Regions from separate parts of the Homo sapiens genome. Here region 1 is linked to region 2. A link is a contact called in ENCODE Hi-C or POLR2A ChIA-PET data. All regions are on one chromosome and are shown on one strand. Each heading gives the region's core, a stretch centred on a gene start or an enhancer-like site at or near the end of the contact. The rest is flanking DNA. Distances are from core to core; before and after follow the strand shown.

Region 1 (5,266 bases), core at 1,393-3,892, 350 kb before region 2:
TTGATTTATCTTATCGAGGTCATGTAGTCACTGCATGGTGACAAGACAGGACTGCTAAAGAAGTGATCATCACTCTGTTCCTACCTCCCTCTCACCTGTCACTTCCTCACCTGCAGAGGTAAGGAGAAGGACAGAGGAACAGTAGTTCCTGTATCACTGGAACTTGTTAGAAATGTGAATTCTCAGGATGCACCCCAGACTTACTGAATCAGGAACTCTGGGAGTGAAGTCCAGCGATCTGTTTGAATAAGTCCTCTGAGTAACTCTGATGCATGTTAAAGTTTAAGACCTCCTTTTTAAAAATACTGATGTCAGGGTCTTTTTTAAAGCTCTCTGGAGTAATTCTAATATGCAACTAGGACTAAGAACCAGAGCTAACTAAAGAATTCTGTATCTGGGAGAAGCCCTGGGCTCTACGTTTTCAAAATCATCTCCATGCTAACAGAAGGTTGTAGGACTTCGGGCTGCAAACATGGTCAAGCTTTGCGGGAAATTTTTCAAGACACTGACTGAGAATACTTTCCTTCTCTCCCTTTTGATAGTAGGGACACATAGTAAGCCTCTCACATTAGTTTTGAATAAGAAAAAAGACAAAATAATGTTTCTCCACAGTTTGGAAACCTTTCAGATTTCTAGCTCCATCTCAGCTAAGAAAGAACATAAGATTGAGCCTAAAAAACTGGTCAAGAGCTGAGATGGTCAGATATCATCATAATTTTTTCATAAACAAAATCAATGGGCAAAAGTTTGATTCTTCAGTACAGTTGAGTATACCATATAAGGAAGTAGAAGAAACATCAATCTAAATAAATTGGTATGGAAGCATCTCAGTTTATTTTTCTAGGGTACTAAATGTATCATCTTAACCAAAACATAAGAAAGTAAATAGCAGAACAGTGTCTCACTGCATGTGTGTGATGCACAGTTGCTGGTAGATACTTTGAACCCCTTTGCCTTTGTTTTTCATTAATAACACAATAAGGCCAAATCTCATGATCTCCTTCTTTGTTGAGTCTTACTTTGTTAAGTAAAGCTTCAACCATAATTTTTTTTCTAAACACACACACACACGAATGGAATCACACTTTGTATAAATGAACAGAGCTGAGGAAAGGGAAATTTGGCCCAAATTAGCTGATTTTACTGGAAACACCTGATCAACATTTTTCTCTTTAAAAAGGAGGAAAGCATGTTGGTATCCCCACACATATCAGATGATGGCAAAACAGCAGGGAGAGGACAACCACCATTTACTGAAGGCCACCTGTGTGCCCATCGCTTGTAAGAGCTATGAATGACAGCCTTGTCCTAATTTAGAGAAACTGAGGACAGTGCCATGGTCCCACTGCTAGGGAATTCTAGAGAGATAAAATACAGGTCTGTTTGACTACAAAAACTCAAGCTCTCCACACTATCCTAAAGCTGTGTTCTTGGCTGGGATGATTGTTTACAAGAAAAATAATAAATTATTGCAGAAATTTTGACATCTCATTTTCCCATCTCTTTTCCTCCTCACCTCTCAAAAAAAAAAAAAAAAAAATACCTTCCAAAGGGCCTCTGTAGCCAGCACACCATTTGATTTTTGTTTTTTTCCTCTGTGGCCCAGACTGGAGTGCAATGGCAGGGTCATAGCTCACAGCAGCCTCGCACTCCTGGGCTCAAGTGATCCTCCCGCCTCGGCCTCCCAAAGTGCTGGGATTACAGGCCTGAGCCAGCACATCCAGCCCCATTCACTCATCTAATGAAGTCCCTAACATGCGCCACACCTGTGCTAGGGACTTTGGATGCTAGGTACGCAGGTGTGACTTGGTTTTACTCTGAACTCCCTTTGAAGCTTCACTAATACGTATCTGGCTTCAAACGCAACTAACTTAACCAGTTTTCACAGACGGGATTCCAATTTCCAAAGGCACTGAGCCATAAGAGCAGCGGTGCCAAGATGCCAAAAGCAGGCCAACCCAGCGCCTTCCAACGCTTCCATTCAGAGTTTCAACCTGATGTCTCCAGGCACTCCTCCCACCCACTGACCATGGTAACCAGATGCGGTCTCCAGCCGGCCTTGTGCTGCCCGCTGCGAATACAGCCCGTGGGCCACCGGGCAGCCGAGCCATGCAAGCCACCCTGATCCCCAAAAGGCAGACGCACAAACCCGACCCAGAACTCGAGGCGAACCTTGAACTCACAGCGCCAAAAACGCGCAGTGCCTTCGTTTGCCCGGCTCGCTGAAGGCTGGCTCTGGGCCTGGGGGCAGTGCCCGCGAAGGGCTGCGATGGCAGGCCCCGCTGCCACACGGCATCGAGGGTCCCTCCGCCTCGGCGCCAGGCGCACGCCCTTCTGCCACATCCCTCGCGGGGCGCGCCGCCAGGGCCACCTGCCCTTTCAAGCCCCGCCAGGCAGCCAAGGGTGAGGAGCGGAGAGGGACCCGGCCGCTGCTGCCGCGAGCCAGCACAAAGGCAGCGTCTGAAATCGAACTTCCCACCCTGGGCACCGCGGCCTCCCCCCACCCCTGGCCTCCGCGGCCGGAGCGCACTCACTGTCAGTCGCCATGGTCGGACGAGGGGGCTGCCCGACGGCCGCCCAGGTTCGGGAAACCGGCGCCGAGCCCGGCCGGGCGCGCGCTCCTCGGCAGGCCCGGTGCGCTCGGGGGCCGCGCCGCGCACAGCCCCTCCTGCCGCGCGCCCCCGCCGCGCCGCGCCGCCCCGCGCCGCCCCGCGCCCAGCAGCCGCCAGCCCTGCGGCCGCCGCCGGCGTCCTGAGAGCCCAGCCTCCCGGGCAGAACGGCCGAGCTGCGGCGCCTAGAGGCTGGATCTCCCCCTCCTCGCCTCGCCGCGTCCGTCCCCCTCCCCTCCTTTCCTTTCCCGCCCCTCCCCCAAAGAGGATGCTCGCCGCAACTTGGAAACACGCTCCCGGCCACGCTAGGGTCGCCTCTCCACGCCACCTTTCCTACAACGTTCCCGCTATATCCTTGTTTTCGAGTCACCTTTTCCATTCTCCGCTTCATCCCTACCTCGAGCTTCTCACCAGCGGGGTTGGGACCCCATGCTCAGCCCCAGCTGGAAGGAGCAAAGCGGGAGAAGAGCTAGGGGTGTGGGGAGGATGAGCCAGGTGCTGGGCATTAATCCTCCGGGGCAGGAGCTCTCCTGCGAAACCGCTCAACGCCATCTCCGTAGGCTCCAAGTGGGCCGTGCTCTTCATGTCACCCTCTGTTTTGTCTCCGATGTGAAAATAGTTCCCAGCACGTAGTAGGCTCTCAGCAGATTTCTGTTGAGTGGGTGAATGGATGTCTTTATAACTGGATGCCTGCATGAATGAATGAATGAATGGCCAACTAACTGATTGGACGTCCACTGGATGAGCAACTGATACATGATCATAGCCAACTACAGCCCTGCCACTGACTAGGGATGGACGCTAGAGTAAGTAAGTGGACCAGGCCGAATGAGTGAGCCGGAGTCTTGTGCCTCACAGGCCATTGTGGTTCAGGAGGGCTCTGAACTGAGGCTGTCAGTTCAGAATGATGTTGTATACATCTTCTTGAAGTCCAAAAACCAATTTCTGATGGATTATTGGATTATTCTGCCATTACTTTTGCACCAACCTAATATATTAGGGGACAGTTGTACATTAGAAACCCCCGTCTCCACCACCAGATCCATCATGTGAAGGATCAAATGGCTCAAACACATCCCCTAAATTACATGGCAGGCTAGATACTTCTTAAAGATACAATACATTTCGCCCAGGCATGGTGGCTTAAGCCTGTAATCCCAACACTTTGGGAGGCCAAAGTAGGAGAATCACTTTAGCCCGGGAGTTCAAGTCTGCAGTAAACTATGATTGCACCACTGCACTCCAGCCTGGGTGAAAGAGCAAGACCCTGTCCCTAGTTTTTAAAAGAAGAAAAAAGGGCCGGGTTCACGCCTGTAATCCTAGCACTTTGAGAGGTCTAGGCAGGTGGATAGCTTGAGCCCAAGAGTTTGAGACAAGCCTGGGCAACATAGTGAGACCCTGTCTCTAGAAAAAATAAAACAAAAATTAGCCAGGCTGGTGGTGCATGCCTGTGGTCCCAGCTACTCAGTAGGCTGAGGGGGAAGATCACTTGAGGCTGGGAGGTGAAGGCCGCAGTGAGCTGAGATCATACTACTGCACTCCAGCCTGGGTGACAGAATGAGACCCTGTCTTAAAAATAAAATAAAATAAAAATACAAAGATACAATCCATTTGATGCATTTGGAGATGCACATTCAACCCAATCAGCCCCGGGCTGGATGCTGAGAAGACTCAGGAGCAAGGCTCCCGTCTGCCTATCCACTAGCTCCCACGTGGCTAGGCAGACAGAAAACTGCCAGAGAACAACACAGGAGTCCTCTCTGGTCAGTTCACAGAGCACGATGAGGGAGAGAATATTCTGATCAGGCTCCACATTCTGATTCAGTCCACCTAGAGTAGCACTTAGGGGTGTCCTTTTTTTAAATTGTGTTTAGCCTTTATTTGTTTTAACACAGGTGATTCTGAAGCAGACTTCTAGTTAAGAACCACAGAGACCTGGTTCATTTGTCTTTCACAACAACCATCTGCAGTAGACCCAAAAGCCAACACTCTGGAAGTGGGTTGGATGGGGAAAAGGAAAAAAGAATTAAACATGACCCTGGAGTCTTTAACCTGTTTGGAGCTCACAAACCAGGAGGTTAAAGGAAAAAAGAATTAAACATGACCCTGGAGTCTTCAACCTGTTTGGAGCTCACAAACCAGGAGGTTAAGCTGGTGTGAGGGCAAAAAGGGTGGGTTGGGCTTGGATTCAATTGAAGGGTCAGTGGAACATGTGTGAGGCTCCTTATGCATTAATCAAACTGGCTTTTCCAAATGAGAAAAAGGAAAAAAAATGACAATTCAAAGGATATGTTCAATAAATGATTTCTGAATAATGGACCTGTTGGATAGCAGGTTTGCATAGCACCAGATGTCAGATGAGAAGGGGTTAATGAACAAGTAGATTTCATAGAGGCGGAGGCCCCAAGCATAGATAATTCTCTTAAAAAGTTTAATGGTGAAGGAATGAAAGAGGATGGAGAGCTTTGGAAGAGAGCAGGATCAAGATAAGATGGGTTTTTTGTTTTGTTTTGCTTTAAGATAGATTTCTGTACACATATTCAAGTATTTAATATATAAAAGAATAAATTTTCACTTTTCTATAACCAAATTAACTTTCTGGCCCAAGCCCCTATTAGACCCATTGTTAGGGAGTTTGATTTTACTCAGTTCAAGGT
Region 2 (5,159 bases), core at 124-2,623:
AGAGTGCTGTTTTTACAAAGGCCCTCACAATGAAATGCTTTGCAGGTAGAGTGGCTCCAACACCCCCTCTCACTCCTAAATTCTCCAGGGGAGACTGTCACAGTTCAGCATTACACACTGATTAGCATCTTACTTGAGAAGCCAGGGCCTGCAACACTGGGCAGCTAAAAAGTAAGCATCTTTCTGCTGTAACTTCTCATAGCAAGTAACACTTTCTGTTCTTTATAGTTAGTTTTCCAACAGTAAATGGGGATAGTTTTACAACAGTAAATAAGGACTTCCAACAGACGAATGCACAGCGAGCAAATGCTATGTGTACTGTGGAGTCCGATACCTTGCAAACCTCAAAGAAGGCAACAACGACAGCAAAACTAAAATTGTATACCTCTATCTCAGCATTAGAAAATCTCCTTTGCTGCTTTTTTTTCTTTTCTTTTTTGAGAAAAAGTCGTGCTCTGTCACCCAGGTTGGAGTGCAATGGCACGATCTTGGCTCACTGCAACCTCTGCCTCCCGGGTTCCAGCGATCCTCCTGTCTCAGCCTCTGGAGTAGGTGGAATTGCAGGCATGCACCACCACACCAAGCTACTTTTTGTATTTTTAGTAGACGGGGTTTCACCACGTTGGCCAGGCTGGTCTCAAACACTTAGGCTCAAGTGATTGCCCCACCTCGGCCTCCCAAAGTGCTGCCTGCGCCCAGCCTCACTTGCTTCTTTGAAGTGGGTTCCCACTACTTCTTTATCATTTAGCCTAAAGCAGGGGTACATTCCCTTTATCCTTTGCTTTGGAGACATCTACTACAACACACACATCTTAAACCGCAATGGCAGTTCCATGCCTTTGGTTTCTCTGGTGGAGAAATAAAAGTAACTTTGCGGTAATGACTGCCACCTTGTGGTCAAACATAAAACTTCCACTAGGAAAAATAGACTTCAATGCTAGTAAAGGCTTCACCCACTAAACACTGGGAATCTCATGTGGCCGCTAAAATTTTGGTATACTGTAGAATTTATACATTTTCCTGGAACATTTTGATTGCATATGCTATATTGATTGGGTTCCCAATCTGTTCCAGGTTACTTCCTCATTTTACTCTACCATAACATGATCTGTTGATGAGATCTTTGCTTATAATCACCAGAATTTCCTTTTACAGATCAAATTCCCCTGTTAGGTATGAGATACTTCTTTCTTTGCTTCAGCAGTAGTAACTTGGAACCATTGCTGCTGCAAGACCAGGTAAGCTCACTAAATATCAGTTGACTGCTTGACTCAAAGGTTACCACCTGGTGAAGATGATCTAACCTCATGTCATAGGAAACCATGTGATGTTTGGCTCAGGCCCTAGGAAGAAGATCTGAGAGGTCACCTGGCTCTGCGGCTTGACTCATGGTGTTCATGGTGGTGTTCAGGAGGCTGGCGCTTGAAACCCCGGCGGGCAACCAGTATCAGCTACCAGCTATCCCTCTCAAGCCTCAAGCTGTAACTCCACTCCTCTATTCCAAGAAAAGAGCCCAACAAGGGGGTGAGGGCAGGGGAGGGGCTTTACGTTGGCAAAGTGCCCAGCCAAGGAAGTCGTTTCAAGGCTACTCCAGGGAGCAGTGTGGGGCAGGGAGAACTGGAGCTCCAGGGGAACCAAGGACCAATCCAGCAGAGGGAAAGCAGAGGATGGGGGCAGGAGCAGCATGGGCTCCAGGGCCATCAAGAGCCACTGAGGACCAATGAGGAGCAGAGGGGAAGGGAGAGGCGCGCAGGGGAGCCGAGGCCCACGAAGCCATTAGCTGCCTCCCCATTTTTTTTTCTCTTGATAACGCTGGGGTGGCGTGGGAGTCCAAGCCATGTATCTCCTTCAGTGCGTCCTGTCACCAAGCTCCCAGACTTCTCTGCTCCACCCATTCTCCAGGCTGCATGTGGCCCTCCCAACACAGATTTGAATACTAGTGACCCTGAAATGTATGAAAACGCCCAGCTTCACTCACAGTTAGAGGAATGCAAGTTGGAACTTCAAATATACCATTTTTCTAACTCTGAGATGATCCAAATGACAGAGAGCATGCCATGATGGGAAGGCGGGGAAATGCACCTTCTCACTCAAGCTTTGGGAGTGTGAATTTAGAGACGCAGCCCAGCAAATAGGAAGAGCCTGCCTGGACTCTGCCGTCAGACCACCTGGCTTCAAACGCTCTCTGCCACTTAGGAACTAAGCTTCTTTGTACCTAACTTTTCTCCTCTGTGAAATGGGGTGATAATAACAGAACTTATTTCAGAGGGTTACTATAAGGATTAAATAACAGACATAAAGCACTTAGAACAATGTGTGGTACATGGACAATAAAACGTTCACTATCTTTAACCACAATGGGGGAGGGGGCAATTGAACTCAATCAAAATGTGAAATGCATATACCCTTTGACCAAGCAATACTACTACTAATAATGTGTCATACAGAAACACCAGCATAAGCACACAAAGACAAAAGTACAAGGGGACTCACTGCAACAATGACTGAAATAAAAGACTAGGAACACAATACATAGCAACAGAGGAGGAAAAGTTAAATTAATTATGTCATGTTCTAAAATGGAGTACTATGCAGCCATTAAAAATGAGGCAGCTTGGTATATAGAAATACAAAACAATTTCCAATATATACTATTAATATTATGTCTTAAAAAAATAAAGTGGCCAGGTACAGTGGCTCACGCCTGTAATCCCAGAACTTTGAGTGACTGAGGTGGGTGGATTGCTTTAGCCCAGGAGTTTGAGACCAGCCTGGGAAACATGGCAAAACCCCATCTCTACAAAAAAATAACAAAAATTAGCCAGGTGTGGTGGCATGTGCCTGTAAGTCCCAGTTTCTCAGGGGGCTGAGGTGGGAGGATAGCTTTAGCCTGGGAGCTTGAGGCTGCAGTGAGCCATAACCGTCACTGCACTCCAGCCTGGTGACAAAGTGAGACCCTGTCTCAAAAAATAGATTAATTAAATTTTAAAAATACAGAATCATGGGCAAAGTATACTATTATTTGTGTTTTTAAAAGATAAACATGTATGCATATATGTGCTGTATATATATGCTTTTATGTACAGAAAATTCTCTCAAAGGCTATAAATAAAACGAGCAATACTTGTTTCTTTCGGAGAAAGGATATGAATATTTGGAGGATACTTATATTACCTATCGCAAGAAATTAGATTTTCATAATTAAAACATACAACCTGATACGTCATTCCTCTGCTTCCACTTCTTCCATGACTTTCCATTGCTCTCAGGACTAAACCCAAACCCCTTAACACAGCCTACAAGGCTCTTCATGGCCTGGCCCTGGCCCACCTCGGCTGCCTCAGTTCTCAAGGCCCCTGTTCAACCTCGATATGCTGTGTGTGCTGAGCCTCCTTCACACCTGATGCTCTGTCTCACCAGCAGACCCATAGTGTGCTGTTGACCCTGTATGACATATTCACCTTCATTCTCTGCCTAACTAATTCTAATTCACTCGTTTGGTCCCAGCATGGCTTTACCTTCCCTAGAGGTGTATTGCCAGCCTCCCTGACCAGTCAGATGCCCCTATCCCGCTCTCGTGGAATCCCCTACTTCCTTGATGGTGGCACAGGCCAGGAACATGCCCAGAATTCACTCTCCCAGAATGCCTTTTGACAGCAAGATTCTGACACATCTGTGGCAGACCCTCCCTCTTGGTGCCTTCTCCAGGGCCATTTTCCCTCTTCATTGATACCAAAAGCCCAATTTTGAGCCTGATTCTAAATAAAAGCAGAATGCCCTGCTCCAGGGGCTGAATCAAGGTTGGTGTGAACCAATCATGGTCTGCCAGCTTATCTTGGCCTGATATTTGCTCTTCCAGCCTCCCTTGCTAAGGGCATGATATGGTTTGGCTGTGTGTCCCCACCCAGATCTCATGTTGAATTGGAATCTCTAATGTTGGGGAAGGGCCTGGTGGGAGGTGATTGGATCATGAGGCAGATTTCCCCCCTTGATCTTCTCATGATAGTGAGCTCTCATGAGATCTGGCTGTTTGAAAGTGTGTAGCTTTTCCCCCTTCACTCTCTCTCTCTCCTGCTGTCACGTGAAACCCTGCTTGCTTCTCCTTCACCCTTCCGCTATGACTGTAAGTTTCTTGAGGCCTCCCCAGCCATGCCTCCTGTACGGCCTGTGGAACTGTGAGTCAATTAAACATTTTTTCTTCATAAATTACCCCGTCTCAGGTAGTTCTTTGTAGCAATGTGAGAACAGACATACAGGGCAGTTGACCCAAGTCTAGGAAAGATCTTCCCTCCCTGAGAAAAGGGGACTGGCCATGAAGCCCTTCAGCCCCTGCCCTTATGCTTTCTGCTTTGGATGCTATCATGCCAAGGTGTGGCATCTAGGGCTGCAGCAAATACCTTGGGACCCCAAGGGAAAGACATGTCCAATGTCACTGAGCAACAAATCCAACCGTAGCACTGTTACCACCAGACTTCTCATTATGTGAAACAACAAGTAAAAAGTTTGTACTAATGAACCAAACTCATCCTTTCTATTTATTGTTTAATCCACCGCTGGTCAAGTGTTCCATTAACTGCAGCCAGAAGCATTCCTAAACGCACGCCATTACAGGGCAGACAGATTCAATTCTTAAGACCAGTCCATGGTTTCAGGCAAAGGGTCGTTGCTAAGGCCAGAAGCAATGCCCTGGGATGTTCCAAATCAAGGTACCTCTCTGGGTCCTCTCAGACCCCTCTTCTAAACTCCTGTGCCCAGGTCAGAACCAGCCCAGCATTTAGGAGCAGAGTCACAGCCAAATTCATCAAGACAATGAGCCCATGGCATTTTCTCTGTTCTTAGACTGCTGTAACTTTCATTCACCTTCACTTCACCTACAGAAGATTTATGTATGATGACCTTTTCAATCCTGGGACACACAACCCTCACGGTGCTCCTTCCCCAGGACAGCACAAGGGGAAGGGGTGAATTCATAAGCTTCCATTTTTCCTCCAGAGGTTGGCAGAAGTCACCAATACCTCCATATGACCCTGCCTTGGGAGCCCATCCCCCAAAATTTCTGATACTCAACTTTATGAAATCTCCAGTATCTTACTGTCTCAGCTCTGTAAGAAAAGAGGCTGTTGGTGCAGTGAATGTGATTCATACTTACGGGGGTCTGA

What was found. Hi-C counts contacts between places; a loop is a spot of excess contacts on that map. ChIA-PET counts read pairs that join two places held with the same protein, here RNA polymerase II (POLR2A). Pooled maps may share reads with other maps.
Region 1: a map of endometrial microvascular endothelial cells shows a loop between it and region 2 (5-fold over the local background). The contact joins the promoter of SYT16 here to the enhancer-like site in region 2. A Hi-C loop is called at or near these places in 3 of 168 maps with a recorded cell type or tissue (Jurkat, endometrial microvascular endothelial cells and endothelial cell of hepatic sinusoid) and 1 of 50 pooled maps. POLR2A ChIA-PET finds 5 or more read pairs at or near these places in 1 of 52 experiments (RWPE1).

What each region holds. Positions count from the first base shown.
Region 1 is chr14:61,810,079-61,815,344 of GRCh38, reverse strand. SYT16 (synaptotagmin 16) reads right to left here and starts at 2,642. Exons shown (of 8, transcript NM_001367656.1): 1 at 2,535-2,642.
Region 2 is chr14:61,457,670-61,462,828 of GRCh38, reverse strand. PRKCH (protein kinase C eta) reads right to left here. Exons shown (of 14, transcript NM_006255.5): 9 at 5,150-5,159. Among named protein-coding and RNA genes, the nearest start is that of PRKCH-AS2, 85 kb to the left of the region's middle. RefSeq lists a silencer at 1,184-1,478 and enhancers at 4,728-4,897, 4,759-4,928. Within about 2 kb of position 1,373, at least 10 of the 41 ENCODE cell types and tissues checked have a DNase peak (open chromatin) inside an H3K27ac peak, as active enhancers do.